Regions from separate parts of the Homo sapiens genome. Here region 2 is linked to region 1. Evidence: chromatin contacts called from ENCODE Hi-C or POLR2A ChIA-PET data. All regions are on one chromosome and are shown on one strand. The core of a region is the stretch at or near the end of the contact, and the rest is flanking DNA. Distances in the headings are between cores, read along the strand shown. Region 1 overlaps TWSG1 (twisted gastrulation BMP signaling modulator 1). Region 2 overlaps RALBP1 (ralA binding protein 1).

Region 1 (7,329 bases), core at 2,758-5,257:
ATGCCTGTAATCCCAGCACTCTGGGAGGCTGAGGCGAGTGGATCCTGAGGTCAAGAGTTCAAGACCAACCTGGCCAAGATGGCGAAACCCTATCTCTCCTAAAAATACAAAAAAATTAGCCAGGCATGGTGGCAGGCACCTGTAATCTCAGCTACTTGGGAGGCTGAGGCAGAGAATTGCTTGAATCCAGGAGGCGGAGGTTGCAGTGAGCCAAGATCATGCCACTGCACTCCAGCCTGGGTGACAGAGTGAGGTTCCATCTCAAAAAAACAAAACAAAACAAAAAAAACACCACAATAAGATATTACCTCATACCTTTTAGAAGGGCCATTATAAAAAAGATGAAAGGCAACAAGTGTTGGAGAGGGAGGGCATGGAGAAAAGGGAATCCTTGCATGCTGTTGGTGGGAATGTAAATTAGTACAACCATTATGGAGAACAGTATGGAGGTTCCTAAAAAAATTAAAAATAGAACTAGCTCAGTATGTCAAAGAGATGTTTGCACTCTCATGTTCCCTGCAGCATTATTCACAATAGTCAAGACAGAGAATCAACCTAATTGTCCAAAAATGGATAAAGAAAATGTGGATATGTACAATGTGGTATATTTATACAATATAAAATACAATTCCACTTTATATACAATGGAATACTATTCAGCCTTAAAAAAAGAAGGAAATCCTATCAGTAGCCCCCAGCCTTTTTGGCACCAGGACTGGTTTTGGGATGAAACTGTTCCACCTCAGATCATCAGGCATTAGATTCTCATAAGGAGCATGCAACTGAGACCCCTCGTATGTGCAGTTCACAATAGGGTTCGAGCTCCTGTAAGAATCCAATACTGCCGCTGACCTGACAGGAGACGGAGCTCAGGCGGTGACGCTCGCTTGCCTGGTGTTCACCTCCTTCTATGTGGCCCGGTTCCTAAGAGGCGGCGGACTGCTACTGGTCCATGGCTCAGGGGTTGGGGACCCTGATTTACAACATGGATGAACCTGGAGGACATCATGTTAAGTAAAATAAGCCAGTCACAGAAAGGCAAATACCGCATGATTTCACTTATATGTGGAATCTAAAAAAGTTGAACTCACAGAAGCGGTGAGCAGAATGGTTACCAGGAGCTGAGGAAAGGGGAGGTGTCCATCAAATAATGCAAAATTTCAGTTAGATAGAAATAATAAATTCAAGAGCTCTATTGTACAACATGGTGACTATAGCTAATAACAATGTATTATATTCTTGAAAATTGCTGGCTGGGCACAGTGGCTCACACTTGTAATCCCAGCACTTTGGGAAGCCAAGGCGGGAGTATCACTTGTGTCCAGGAATTCAAGACCAGTCTGGATAACACATTGAGACCCCATCTCTACAAAAAATTTAAAAATTAGCGAGGTGTGGTAGCATAGTGCCAGCTACTCGGGAGGCTGAGGTGGGAAAATCACTTGAGGTTGCGGCTGCAGTGAGGTGTGATAGCATCACTGCACTCCAGCCTGGGTGACAGAGACCCTATCTCAAGAAAAAATAAAAAAGAAAATTGCTAAGAGAGTAGATTTTAAGTGTTCTCACCATACACAGAAAAGGTGAGGTAATGTATGTTAATTAGCTCTATGTAGCCATTCCACAATGTATACATATTTCAAAATAACCTGTTGCACTGGGTAAATATATACTATTATTTGTCAATTAAAATTAATAATAATAAATAATGTATCTAAATAATTTGCATAGTTTTTCTTAAAACAGAAAACAGAAAATTTGAACTCCTAGCACCTATTTATTCCTTAATATTAGAAAAGTAACATGTTAGAGCGAAGCAAGACAGAAATCCATTCTATGCAGGAACCAACGGATCTATCTAGATCTGACCTGAGATACAAGAGAGAGTCATAACGAAAAACCTGGATGTTCCAAAAGGAAGATGCCAAGACCCGTCAAGGTTAGTACTGGACTGTAGCCCTGAGTTCAAAGTCAGAGTTCAAGGAATTTGCCTAACAAAGAGCAGGATTAAGGAAGAAACATTTGATCCACTAGGTGGTAGAGCCTGTCCCAGGGTTGTGTTCCCAGCACAGAGCTGTCTGATCCTGTTTTCCTGGGTTTTGCAGGCACTGTGCCTGTTGCCTGACACCACCCACCTTTTCCGGCTCTTTCCCTGTGCCCCTTTCTTCCATTCACCACAGCGACATCTAGGATCTATGAGTTGGTATGGCAAAATGAGCCAAGCTGTGGTTGCTAAGCAGGTTTTCAGCAGGCTTCACAGCCTGGTCTTGGAGCTTATGATGCTTCCAATTTATTAAGTATAGCAAATGATCTTGGTACTATAAAGAATCTGCTATTTCTATATCAACATTATACAAACAGTGCACCACTGAATTATAGTGTTCCACGACATGCTAAACAGGTGGCTCAAGATGAAAAAGTTCATGCTTGCCATGTTTTATTTATTGGCACAAGTTATTAATTTTTTCTTTTATTTTTTTGAAACAGGGTCTTGATCTGTCACCCAGGCTGGAGTGCAGGGGTGCAATTATAGCTCACTACAGCCGCAAGCTCCTGGGCTCAAGTGATCCTCCTGTCTCAGCCCTCCAAGTAGCTAGGACTACAGGCATGCATCATTATGCCCAGTCAATTTTTTGTTTTTTTATTTTGTAGAGACAGAGTCTCCCTGTGTCGCCCAGGCTGATCTTGAACTCCTGTGCTCATGCGATCCTCCCACTTAGGCCTCCCAAAGTGCTGGGATTACAGGTGTGAGCCTCTGGGCCTGGCCTAGTTTTTTTCTTTTCCTTTCTTTTTCTTTTTCTTTTTTTTTGAGTTAAAGTCTCACTCTGCCGCCTAGGCTGGACTGCAGTGACTCAGACATGGCTCAGTACAGCCTGAACCTCCTGGGCTCAAGCGATTCTCCTGCCACAGCCCCCGCTCCCACCCAAGTAGCTGGGACTACAGGCACATGCCACCCATGCACAGCTAAATTTTTTATTTTTTGTAGAGACGGGGTTTTGCCATGTTGCCCAGGTTGGTCTCAAACTTAAGTGATCCGCCTGCCTTGGCCTCCCAGAGTGCTGGGATTATAGGCACGAGCAACTGCGCTCAGGCAATTTTTTCTTCTAATTTAACATTTCCCATAGAATTCAACATTTATTTATTTATTTAAAAAAATTTTTTTAGAGACAGGGTCTTACTCTGTTGCCCAGGCTGGAGTGCTGTAGTGCAATCAGAGCTCACTGCAGCCTTGACCTCCTGAGTTTAGTAATCCTCCTGCCTTAACCTCCCAAGTAGCTGGGACCATATGTGCATGCCATCACACCCAACTAATTAATTTTTATTTTTGGTAAAGATGGGGTCTCCTTATGTTGCCTAGGCTGGTCTTGAACTCCTGGGCTCAAGTGATCCTCCTTCTGTGGCCTCCCAACGTGCTGGAATTACAGGAATGAGCCATCATGCTTAGGCAGAATCCAACTTTTAATGCACATTAAACATGAATCAAAAGTTACAATGTCTTAATGCCATTAAAGAGTCTATTATTAAATCATTCATCATTTCATGTTGTTCTAAATGTATTTTAAGCTACTATGTAGTAGTGTAGGATTCCATTTACATTATACAGAAAAATTCCAGCTAATAACTGCAGAAGTAATGATAAAAATAGAAAATCATTGTTCTACAACTTTTCTTCTTCTTCTTTTTTTTTTTCTGAGACAGAGTCTCCCTCTGTCACCCAGACTGGAGTGCAGTGGCACTATCTCGGCTCACTGCAACTTCTGCCTTCTGGGTTCAAGTGACTCTCCTGCCTCAGCCTCCCTTGTCGCTGGGATTACAGGTGCCTACCACCACACCTGGCTAATTTTTGTATTTTTAGTAGTGACGGGATTTCGTCATGTTGGCTAGGCTGGTCTTGAATTCCTGACTTAAGGTGATTCGCCCCCTCTTGGCCTCCCAAAGTGCTGGGATTATACGCGTGAGCCACCACACCTGGCTGTTTTACAGCTTCTAATGAAGTAGCTGACTCAGGCAATGGTCATCAAGAAGGGGTGAAATCACCAGGTGAAAGGCTGATGGGGACCTTTATCACAAAGGGATCAGACTTTCACCGTCGGAACTCATGGGATCAATTTTAGCATTACTAAAAGCAGGACGTCTGGATATTGTTTGCCTTTGTGTACACTGTACCACTGTTCCCTCCTCCCAAAAACTGAGCCTCAATCTAATCAAGCCTTCATATCTAACTTCCAGCCTATAGGAAATAGAAAAGACCAACTAACAAGTTAAATAACCAAAAGAAGCAATCAACCAAATCCAGAATGTGGTTTATTTTGAAGAAACCAATCATGACTGACTAGTTTATTCAAAAAGCCAATGGAATATTAAAGGATGGGAGAGAGGGGGAGAAGAAACTGTTTTAGAATAAAAGAAACTTAAGAAATCTAACAACCAAATACAGTGAGTAATCTTTGTTGGATCTTGATTTGAGTAAAACAACTGTAAAAAACATTTAGTCAATCAGTGAAATCTAAGTATGATCTGAGTGGTATTAGACGATATTAAAGAAGTACTGTTAAATGGCCGGGTGCGGTGGCTCACATGTGTAATCCCAGCACTTTGGGAGGCTGAGGAGGGCAGATCACTTGAGGACAGGAGTTCGAGACCAGCCTGGCCAACATGGTGAAACCCCATCTGTACAAAAAAATACAAAAAAGTATCTAGATATGGTGGCGTGTGTCTGTAGTCCCAGCTACCTGGGAGGCTGAGGCAGGAGAATCACTTGAACTCAGGAGGTGGAGGTTGCAGTGAGCCAAGACTGCACCAGTGCACTCCAGCCTGGGCGAGAGAGCAAAACTCTGCCTCAAAAATAAAAATAAAAATAAAATAAAGATGTGCTGTTAATTACATTAGGCATAGTAATGACATTGTGTTATGTAAAAATACTCTTTTTTTGAGATGTATAACTAAAGGACTTCACGGATAATAGTGAAATGATTTACTTTGTAATACCTAAGCAAAACAAAAAGGTTGTGGGGGAAGATAGAGACATATACCAACAAACAGATGAATGGATGAAACAAGTCTGGCAATGTATTAATGACTATTGGAACAGGTAGTACGTATCACTGTACTCTCTATTTTTGTGCACATTTGGAAAAGTAAAAACAGTAAAAAAAAAGAAAAAAGAGCTTGTGGGTGGAGATCTAGGATCCAAAACCCACAGGATTTCAGGAATATGTTGGACAGCAAAGATTAAAATCAACTATGGTGGTTACTCTTACCTTAAGAAAAAATCAGAAAAGAGAAGCTCTTATACAAGGGAGCCACAGGGGAAAGTTTCCTAGAGAAAGTATGTGCTGAAGTCCACAGAATGAGAGAGGAAAGGAAGGCTGCACTCTAATTTGTGTTCTCTCAGAGGTCTGTGCCCCACCCATGAAAAGTATGGGGACTATTTCAACTTAGGAAGGAGGAGCAGCGGCAGGTTTGCAAAGGATGTTAAGAGAGCCTAATTTGGAAGAGAGCTGCCTACAAGGAGGAGGATTGCTGTATAAATAGAACTGGAATATCTCAGTTTTATCCTAGAAAGTAGAAAGATTAACTTAACTTAAAATGAAAGATGAAGTTACATTATGAACTTACTCAAAGTTTAAAACTGGACATCCAACCCTTAAAGGTAAATAAGCTTTTTTTAAAAAAATGAGAACTAGCCTGGAAGCATACCAGTTGCTTCTAAAATTGTAGAGATATAAGCATGTATAATTATTCTTTCTCAGTGGAAAAAAATGCAGAACTCTCTTCCTAAAAGAAGACGCTGAACAGCACTGTCATCATGGTGTGATGGTTAAGACACACACATATATAACACACATACACTCACATTCATACACTCGCACAAACACTCTCACACACATACATACACATTATTTTAGGCAATGCTATTAATAAAAGTTCATTTGTGTATTTTGGCATCCATGTTTAAATTAAATTCTTATGTGTGAGGCTGGGCACATTGGCTCACGCCTGTAATCCCAGCACTTTGGGAGGCTGAGGCGGGTGGATCACTTGAGCCCAGGAGTTCGAGACCAGCCTGGGCAACATGGCGAAACCCTGTCTCCATCAAAACTATAAAAATCAGCTGGGTGTTGTGGCTCATGCCTGCAGTCCCACCTACTTGGGAGGCTGAGGCAGGAGGACTGCTTGAGCCCAGGATGTTGAGCCTGCAGTGAGCCATGATCACACCACTCCACTCCAGCCTAGGCAACATAGCAAGACCCTGTCTCAAAAAAAAATCTTATGTGTGTATATCAGAGATTAAGATGACTATTTCCTCTTTTTTAGTTTCACTGTACATATTAAATTAATATACAGTTAATGACCTAAAATAATTCAAAGCTAGCTGTTAGAGATACCAAGATGAATATAAGAGGACAGAGGAAAAGATACTTCTGCCCCCATTCTCTCAGAATTCACTACAAAACACTAAAGAAAAACAAGAAATGGAAACACTAACTCTATCTGTGGAGAACCTAAGAGCTAAAGGTACCTGACTGAGCAGTCTTCACACAGGCCATGCACCCCACAGAACCCTGAGGAGACTCAGGAGCTGGAGGTGCCAGAGTGGCAGAGGCAAGCCTATTCTGTGGGGTAGTTATACCTTCAGGTCCCTGTCTCTTCTTCCACAACTGTAGGAGATGAGAGAGTTAGTCTTTAGAGAAATTAAACCAAAGAGGCCCTGGACTGGGAATGCCAAAAATGGCAAAGGGTAGAGATGAGTATGGGAAAAAAACAAGGAACGTAAATAAAAGTATGCTTACTGTTTACTGTGACCTCACCCCTCAGGTTCCCAGAACATTTGCAGCCTGGCATACTGCCCCATACCCCAGCCTCAACACCAGCAGGAAACCAGGAGATCTTTCTCTAGAAAAAATGTGCAACCCTAAAGGGAAAGATCTATAGACATGAAATAGAGGGCTCGTCAGTGAAAAAGGCAGTTCATCCTCCAACCACCTTTTCGTGAGGCAAACTACATTCCATGCCCTGTCCATGGATTAAGTACTCCCAGTCCGTTTTGGAGTACCTAAATTCTACAAAGGAATAGACAGCCAAGGGTCACCAGACACCTGAGAAAATGGAAATCATGCAAGGAGTAGAAGGAAAAAACTCAACAGCAACCACAAAACAGTACAATTAAGAATCCCATAAAGATAAGAAAAATATGTTACATATAAAACAAGAACAGTATGTTCCTTAAAAAAGGACAATCAGAGAAGGGCTCTTGGAAATTAAAAAAGGAAGTAAAAATTTAAAAAATTAATACAAGGGTGAAAAGATTAGGAAATCTCTCAAGAAGTA
Region 2 (7,032 bases), core at 2,734-5,233, 150 kb before region 1:
GGAGATGGAACAGAAGCTTGCTTGGACCACTCCATGTATTGACCGGGTACTGCACTAACTCTAAGAACCGCGCACCAAGAAAACCAAAACCAAAACCATGTCATGCCTCTTAGCTGAGCTAAGGAAATGCATTATATGACTGTGTCCATAAACGTGTCTCTTGGCCAAGAAGCTTCCTTCACACAGTTAACCTTTCTTTTCTTGCTGATGGCCCTCATACCACTGAGCCTCTGCTTAGAGAGGAAAGAAAAAAAAAAAAAAAAAAGCAGGCGCCTGGGAGTGGTGGCTCACTCCTGTAATCCCAGCACTTTGGGAGGCCGAGGAGGGCAGATCATCTGAGGTCAGGGGTTCGAGACCAGCCTGACCAACATGGTGAAACCCTGCCTCTACTAAAAATACAAAAATTAGCTGGGTGTGGCGGCAGGCGCCTGTAATCCCAGCTACTCAGGAGCCTGAGGCAGGGGAATCGCTTGAACCCAGGAGGCAGAGGTTGCAGTAAGCCGAGATCACGCCACTGCACTCCAGCCTGGGCAACAGAGCGAGACTCTGTCTCAAAAAAACAAACAAACAAAAGAAAAAAAAAAGCAGGGTCTGAATGCAGCCCTGTTAAGCAATGCTGCCAGTATACTTCACTTTGTTTTAGTCCTGGCTGCTGCAAGCTATGAACAACTAACGTGAAATCCTCCTAATGGAAGGAAATATTAAAAAAACAAATGCCAGAACACCAAAGAAAGGCTGGGGAGAGGGGTGGATTTTTGTGCAACTGGTAGGATCAAGGAAATGAATAAGGCTTAGGATCCAGGCCAAATTTTCCTCACAATAATTTTTCTTCCTTCGAAAAATGAAACTGAAGTTATTATTAAAAACCATCAAGTGAAGTGCACATTCCCAGTACCTGATACTCTGTAGATGCCTTCACACTTCATGCCATACTTCTCTACGTAATCTATACATTCACGGAAAACGGCTGGCAGCCGAATGCCATCATACATCATGGTCCTCTCTACTGCATCAGCCAAAGGAATTCCAAAAATGGGTTTGAGATTTGGAACATCAATCTGAGGCACCTCTGGCTCCTGAATTGGCTTTTTCTTTTTCTTCTTTTCCTTCCACTGTTTAACAACATCAGCTGCTGTCAAGTCTTTTGACTTCTTCTCTTTATGTTTTTCTTCTTTGTGCTTTTCTTCTTTATGCTTTTCTTCTTTGGGTTTCTCTTTTATTTTAAAATCCTTTTCCTTCTTTTTAGAAAAGCTGGGCTTCTTGAAAACATGGATTCCCTTGGACCTCTTCATTTTAGAAGGACTTTCTGCCTCATCTCCAGAGCTATCTTCCTGAAAGGCTGCATAGCCTTCAGCTGCCAAAGAAACAGAGACAGTATAAGTTATATGTTTGTTTAATGTCAAACTGTCCATATGCTTTCTAAAAACAGAACCAAAAAACGGTGCCACCTGGCACCAGCTAATCTAGCTTTTCACTTCTTGGCCAATTCCTCCTGGGCACTCCCAGCAAAGAAATGGGTTTCTTCTCAAAAAGAGATGTTGCAGTGACATCTCTTGACCACAAGAGGGGGACAAATAGATAGCAGTTACCATCCTTACAATATTAGGAGGGGAAACAGGGTTTATATTACATATGTGTGTAAGTGGAATTCAGGCAAACCAAACATTAGAGATACACCTGAAAGGCTCTACATAGAGGGCTAATGGAATGAATCCTTTTCTAAAGTAGACCGAGCATCCTTTCATCACGTGAGTCGTGTCCTCTAACATACTACGGGTTGAGTATCCCTTATCTGAAATACTTGAGACCAGAAGTGTTTCAAATTTCAGATTTTTCTGGATATTTGCATTATACCAGTTCAACATCTCTAACCCAAAAAATCTGAAATCCAAAATGCTCCAATGAGCATTTCCTCCAAGTGTCATGCCAGTGCTCAAAAAGATTCAGATTTTGTAGCATTTTGGATTTTCGGAATAGGGATACTCAACCTGTGTTCACTTTACCTACCCTAGCTTTTCCAGCTAAGTGCTGCCTAGCCTATAACTTTAGGCAATCTCAGAGAATGACGAACTGCACTACTGTTTATGTGTTTCAGTTATTCTCCTATGACACTTCACTCTCCTGTCACCAGCTGCTAAGTTCTTTATGGAGACTGCAGCAGGAACTGCAGACTCTTTTAAGTAGAGGATTGAACTGAGAAATTCCCTCATCTTTAGATGGTGGCCAAATCCACTGGGCCCACTTCCCTGCATCAGAAACCTCTGGTTTTTCACACACTGACAAATGTGCCCAATTGCTTTACCAACCATGTCAGAGTTGTCATAGTTTGGTTTTGTTGTTTTTTTTTTTAATATCTGTAACTCTCCTAATTCTTTTCCTTAGCTAGCTACCTTGCAAGCTATTATATAAAAGATAACAGCTATTTCCTAAGTTACCCTCTAACTAAAATACCATGTACCCCACACCAACCAGAATGGCAAGAATCTTAAGGACAAAATACCATGATGCTTTAGCAAGTGGAATATTCATACATTGCTGGTGAGAAGGTAAACTGGTACAAGCATTCTGGAAGACTGTTTTGCAGGGATCTACTGAAGCTGAAATACACATGGCCTACAAATGAGCAATTCCACTCCCAGGCATAAACATAACAGAAATACAAAAACATGTACACCACAGAAGCACTATTCATAACAGTCAAAAACTGAAAACCACCCAAACAAGCAACAAAAGTAGAAGAGATTAATAAACTCTAACATATAATGCAATGAAACAATATCTAGTGCAAAGATGAACAAATTACTGCCACATGGAATAACATGAATCAATCTAACAAACATGTTAGGTTAAAGCTGCCTCCTCATGTATTTTAAGTTTGGCCTAAAGGTTTCTCCGAACATAGGGAACTGTAACCTAACTGGATGTGTACACAGACTGTAATCTACTCTTGTACCAATTACAGAGTTTTGGCCAATCACAGGGGGGCAACTGTTCAAACTGCTCAAATAAGGCTAATGCCATGCTATAACCAATCCAGCTGTTTATGTACCTCACTTCTGTTTTCTGTGTGTCACTTTACATTTTCCGTCCATAAATATTACGTGACCATGTGGCAGCCCCAGAGTCGCTCTAAATCTATTCTGGTTTAGGGGCTACTGGATTCCCTAATCGTTCTTTGCTCAATTAAACTCTGTTAAACTGGCAAGGCAGGGTGGCTCACACCTGTAATCCCAGCACTTTGGGAGGCTGAGGTGGGCAGATCACTTGAGGTCAAGAGTTTGAGACCAGCCTCACCAACATGGTGAAACCCTGTCTCTACTAAAAATACAAAAATTAGCCAGGCATGGTGGCGGGTGCCTGTAATCCCAGCTACTTGGGAGGCTGAGGCAGGAGAATCACTTGAACCTGGGAGGCAGAGGTTGCAGTGACCCGTGATCACACTATTGCACTACAGCCTGAGCAACAGAGCAAGACTCTGTCTCAAAATAAAAACACAAAAGAAAAAAAACCCATTAAATTTAGTTTGTCTAAAAGTTTTACTTTTAACATATAATATTGGGTAAAAGAAGCTAGACACAAATAGAAGTATGCGTAAGTTTAAAATCAGGCAGCATCAATCAACAATAAAAGAAGTTTACTTATGGGAGGGGTAGGTGATTCCCTTTAAAGAGGCACAAAAGAAAATTGATAATGCTCTATTTCCAGATCCTTGTAGTGGTTACACAGGCATACCCACTCATCAAGTTGTATACAATTTGTGTACTCTGTGTAATTCTTCAAAAACAAATCAATTTAAAATGTCATGAAGTTCAAAATAAGGAATACTTAACATAACTCACTTTATTTGCTTTTAACATACTAAAAAGCCACGCTCAAATGATTCATCCTCCCTACTGAATAGGACCTCAAATGGAATGTATCATGGTATTTGCTTAAGATAAATAGCTACTTTATTGAAGGTTCCAAAAAAGTGTATCCCAAATAGCGAACACGACCTACCCAAGAAAAGTAAGATGCCTTAAGGGGAAAATTCCAGTATCTACCTTTTTTTGGGTGGGGCGTCAGCGGAGGAGAGGACAGAGTCTCACTCTGTCACCCAGGCTGGACTACAGTGGTGCAAGCATAGCTCACTGCAGCCTCAATCTCCTAGGCTCCTAAGCGGCTGTGACTACAGGCACACATCACCATGCTCAGCTAATGGTTTAAATTTTTGTTTCTCAGGCTCTTGAACTTCTGACTTCAAGCAATCCTCCCATCTCAGCCTCCCAAAGTGCTGGGATTATAGGCGTAAGCCACTGTGGCCAGCTTAATATCTTTCTAGACATCATTTTGAGTTATTACTTCAGGAAATATCCGCTAGAAAACTTTTCCATTTCTGGAAACTCAGTATTTTTATTTGTGAGATTAAGATCCCAAAATACAACTCTAATATACAAAAACTGAGACCCTGAAAAATAAAGAACAGAAAAGTCAAACAAGAATCTCTGCCTTCACATGTTTCCAGAAGACAGCTGGTACATGTAATTAGAGTGGAAGTTTATTTAAAATATATCTAGGACAGGCATAGTGGCTCACGCCTGTAATCCCAGCACTGTGGGAGGCCGAGGTGGGTAGATCACTTAAGGTCAGGAGTTCAAGACCAGCCTGGCCAACACGGCAAAACCCTGTCTCTACTAAAAACACAAAAATTAGCTGGGCATGGTGGCGCACGCCTGTAGTCCCAGCTATTCGGGAGACTAAGACATGAGAATTGCTTGAACCTCGAGGCGGAGGTTGCAGTGAGCTGAGATTGTGCTACTGCACTCCAACCTGGGCAACAGAGCAAGACTCTGTCCCAAAAAATAATAATAAAATAAAGTAAAATAAAATAAAATAAAAATATCTAGGCATAGGAAAAAATGGCACTTACTCCTCTTTTCCTTTTTCTTAAATTTCCCTTTTTTCTTCCCATGATCTTTCTCATCATCAGACACTACATCAGGAGGCTCATGGAGGATGTCATGGGGAGGTGAGGGCTCGCCAGTGCGGTACAATCCAGGAAACTTAGTAGGGCTGATCTCTTCAGAGCTGGGGGTCCGGGTAAGCCCGCTGCCATGCTCCACCCTGCGGTGTTCACTGGGGCTGCTGGTGGGGGGCAGGAAGCACTCAGTCATGCTGATGCCCTGACTAGGAAGGGACGAGGTCTTCTCTGTTACCTATCCATTACACCTGCACCAAGAGAAAAAACATTAGCAGAGTCACCTAACACCAAGGAACAAAAACACCACAGCATTTACAAATCAAAAATATTTTCTCCACAAACCCCCTTGTAAAAAACTCTTTCATTTTATTGTCTCGAGATATATTCCATGCATCACACATTTCAGTTCTCAGGGTTGAAAGCACTGGGATCTTCGAGTATTCAAAAAATAAATCAAATGAAAATCAGAGGTAGAGTTCTCAAAGTAGAATATGGAATTCCTTAAAAAAAAAAAACCACTCATCATTCTAAAGTGCTTCATTTTGACTGCTCCCCAACATAAAATCTTACTATTTTGCTTTATGACTAAACAACTATAAATAAGTTACAAAGACGACTTTATAACTACATATGAACAGTTCACATCATAATTAAATTTTATAATTAAAATGATATATTTAATGATTCATATAATTACAGACCACTGATTCTACGATGCATGCAATTTTATATGCAGCTCATGTATTGATAATAACTATATTTTTGTACTGCAGTTATGCTAAAAGAAATGAAGGAACCCTCATTTAATCAATCCTAAAATACATGCAAAATAGTTTTACTACAACAGATGCTACAAAGGACAAATGTAAGAGGAGTTCAAAATTTGTTTGCATTTTCTCCCTTCTTTAGGATGGTAGGTACACAGTCAAAGTACTGCGTTTGAAAGTTACTTGGATTAATTCTTATTCCTCTTTAATGTCATTATGATATTCATTTGAAATACTATCAGAATCACTTTTTCTCTTTGCGCTCATTTATTTTTTTTATTTTTTTTGAGAGATGGAATTTCGCTCTTGTTGCCCAGGCTGGAATGCAATGGCGCAATCTCGGCTCACTGCAACCTCCGCCTCCCAGGTTCAAGTGATTCTCCCGCCTCAGCCTCCTGAGTAGCTGGGATTACAGGTGCCTGCCACCACACCCGGCTAATTTTTTGTATTTTCAGTAGAGACAGGGTTTCACCATATTGGTTAGGCTGGTCTCGAACTCCTGGCCTCAGGTGAGTCACCCGCCTCGGCCTCCCAAAGTGCTCGGATTACAGGTGTGAGCCATCGTGCCCGGCCTCTCTTTGCACTCACTTTAAATGTTAACTTTACAATTTAAAAAATCCACAAGCCATAAGTGACAATTCTGAGACCATAAATAAAGTCAAAGGACAAGCAAATGTGGAAAAAAAAAAGTTGCAAATTGGGAGAGGTAATTTCTTTAAAAAGCAAAGAGTTATTAACAAATTAATGAAAATAGCAACAAATTAAGAGAACCAGACAAAGGATGTGAACAGGCAGTTCACAGAAAAGTGGCTAAAAAATGAGTGGAAACAATGTTCAACTTCAATTATAATTTTTTAAACAATGAGCTATCACTTTTCTAATGTAAGAGTGGCAAAGTACAAAATGGCACATATAAGATCCATTATGATGGTAAGGATAGAGGAAACAAGACTCACGAGAACACCTACTAATGGTAGAAGTATAACATGATCCTTTTTGAAAAGCAATCTTATCGTAGCTATTAAAATTTTAAATCTATTCTCTTTGATCCAGAATTCTGCTTTTAGGAAATTATTCTTCAGATATACTTTCACAAAAATGCAAAGATATATGCAAGAAAATATTCACTGCAGTACTGTAAAAACAAAAAACAAGATAATCTAAAATGCTATCAATAGAATACTGATTAAATTATGGTTTATCCAAATAGGCTATAAAGTCACACACACACACACAGTTTCTGAAAACATGTAAGAAACGGTTAATTACTGTTAACTCTTGGAAGCGTCAGAAGGGTAGACTTTA

The links. Hi-C counts contacts between places; a loop is a spot of excess contacts on that map. ChIA-PET counts read pairs that join two places held with the same protein, here RNA polymerase II (POLR2A). Pooled maps may share reads with other maps.
Region 2: a map of PC-9 shows a loop between it and region 1 (7-fold over the local background). The contact joins two enhancer-like sites. A Hi-C loop is called at or near these places in 25 of 168 maps with a recorded cell type or tissue (Caco-2, Calu3, HCT116 and 17 more), 5 of 37 single-sample maps with no recorded cell type and 26 of 50 pooled maps. POLR2A ChIA-PET finds 5 or more read pairs at or near these places in 2 of 52 experiments (OCI-LY7 and WTC11).

The regions. Positions count from the first base shown.
Region 1 is chr18:9,361,154-9,368,482 of GRCh38, reverse strand. All of the region lies in intron 3 of TWSG1 (twisted gastrulation BMP signaling modulator 1), which reads right to left. Among named protein-coding and RNA genes, the nearest start is that of TWSG1, 30 kb to the right of the region's middle. Within about 2 kb of position 4,007, at least 3 of the 41 ENCODE cell types and tissues checked have a DNase peak (open chromatin) inside an H3K27ac peak, as active enhancers do; they include PC-3 and PC-9, where a contact is called at or near this core.
Region 2 is chr18:9,511,167-9,518,198 of GRCh38, reverse strand. It overlaps RALBP1 (ralA binding protein 1), which reads right to left. Exons shown (of 10, transcript NM_006788.4): 2 at 4,910-5,208; 3 at 896-1,354. The coding sequence starts at 5,153. It also overlaps the pseudogene RNU2-27P. Among named protein-coding and RNA genes, the nearest start is that of RALBP1, 39 kb to the right of the region's middle. Within about 2 kb of position 3,983, at least 2 of the 41 ENCODE cell types and tissues checked have a DNase peak (open chromatin) inside an H3K27ac peak, as active enhancers do; they include PC-3 and PC-9, where a contact is called at or near this core.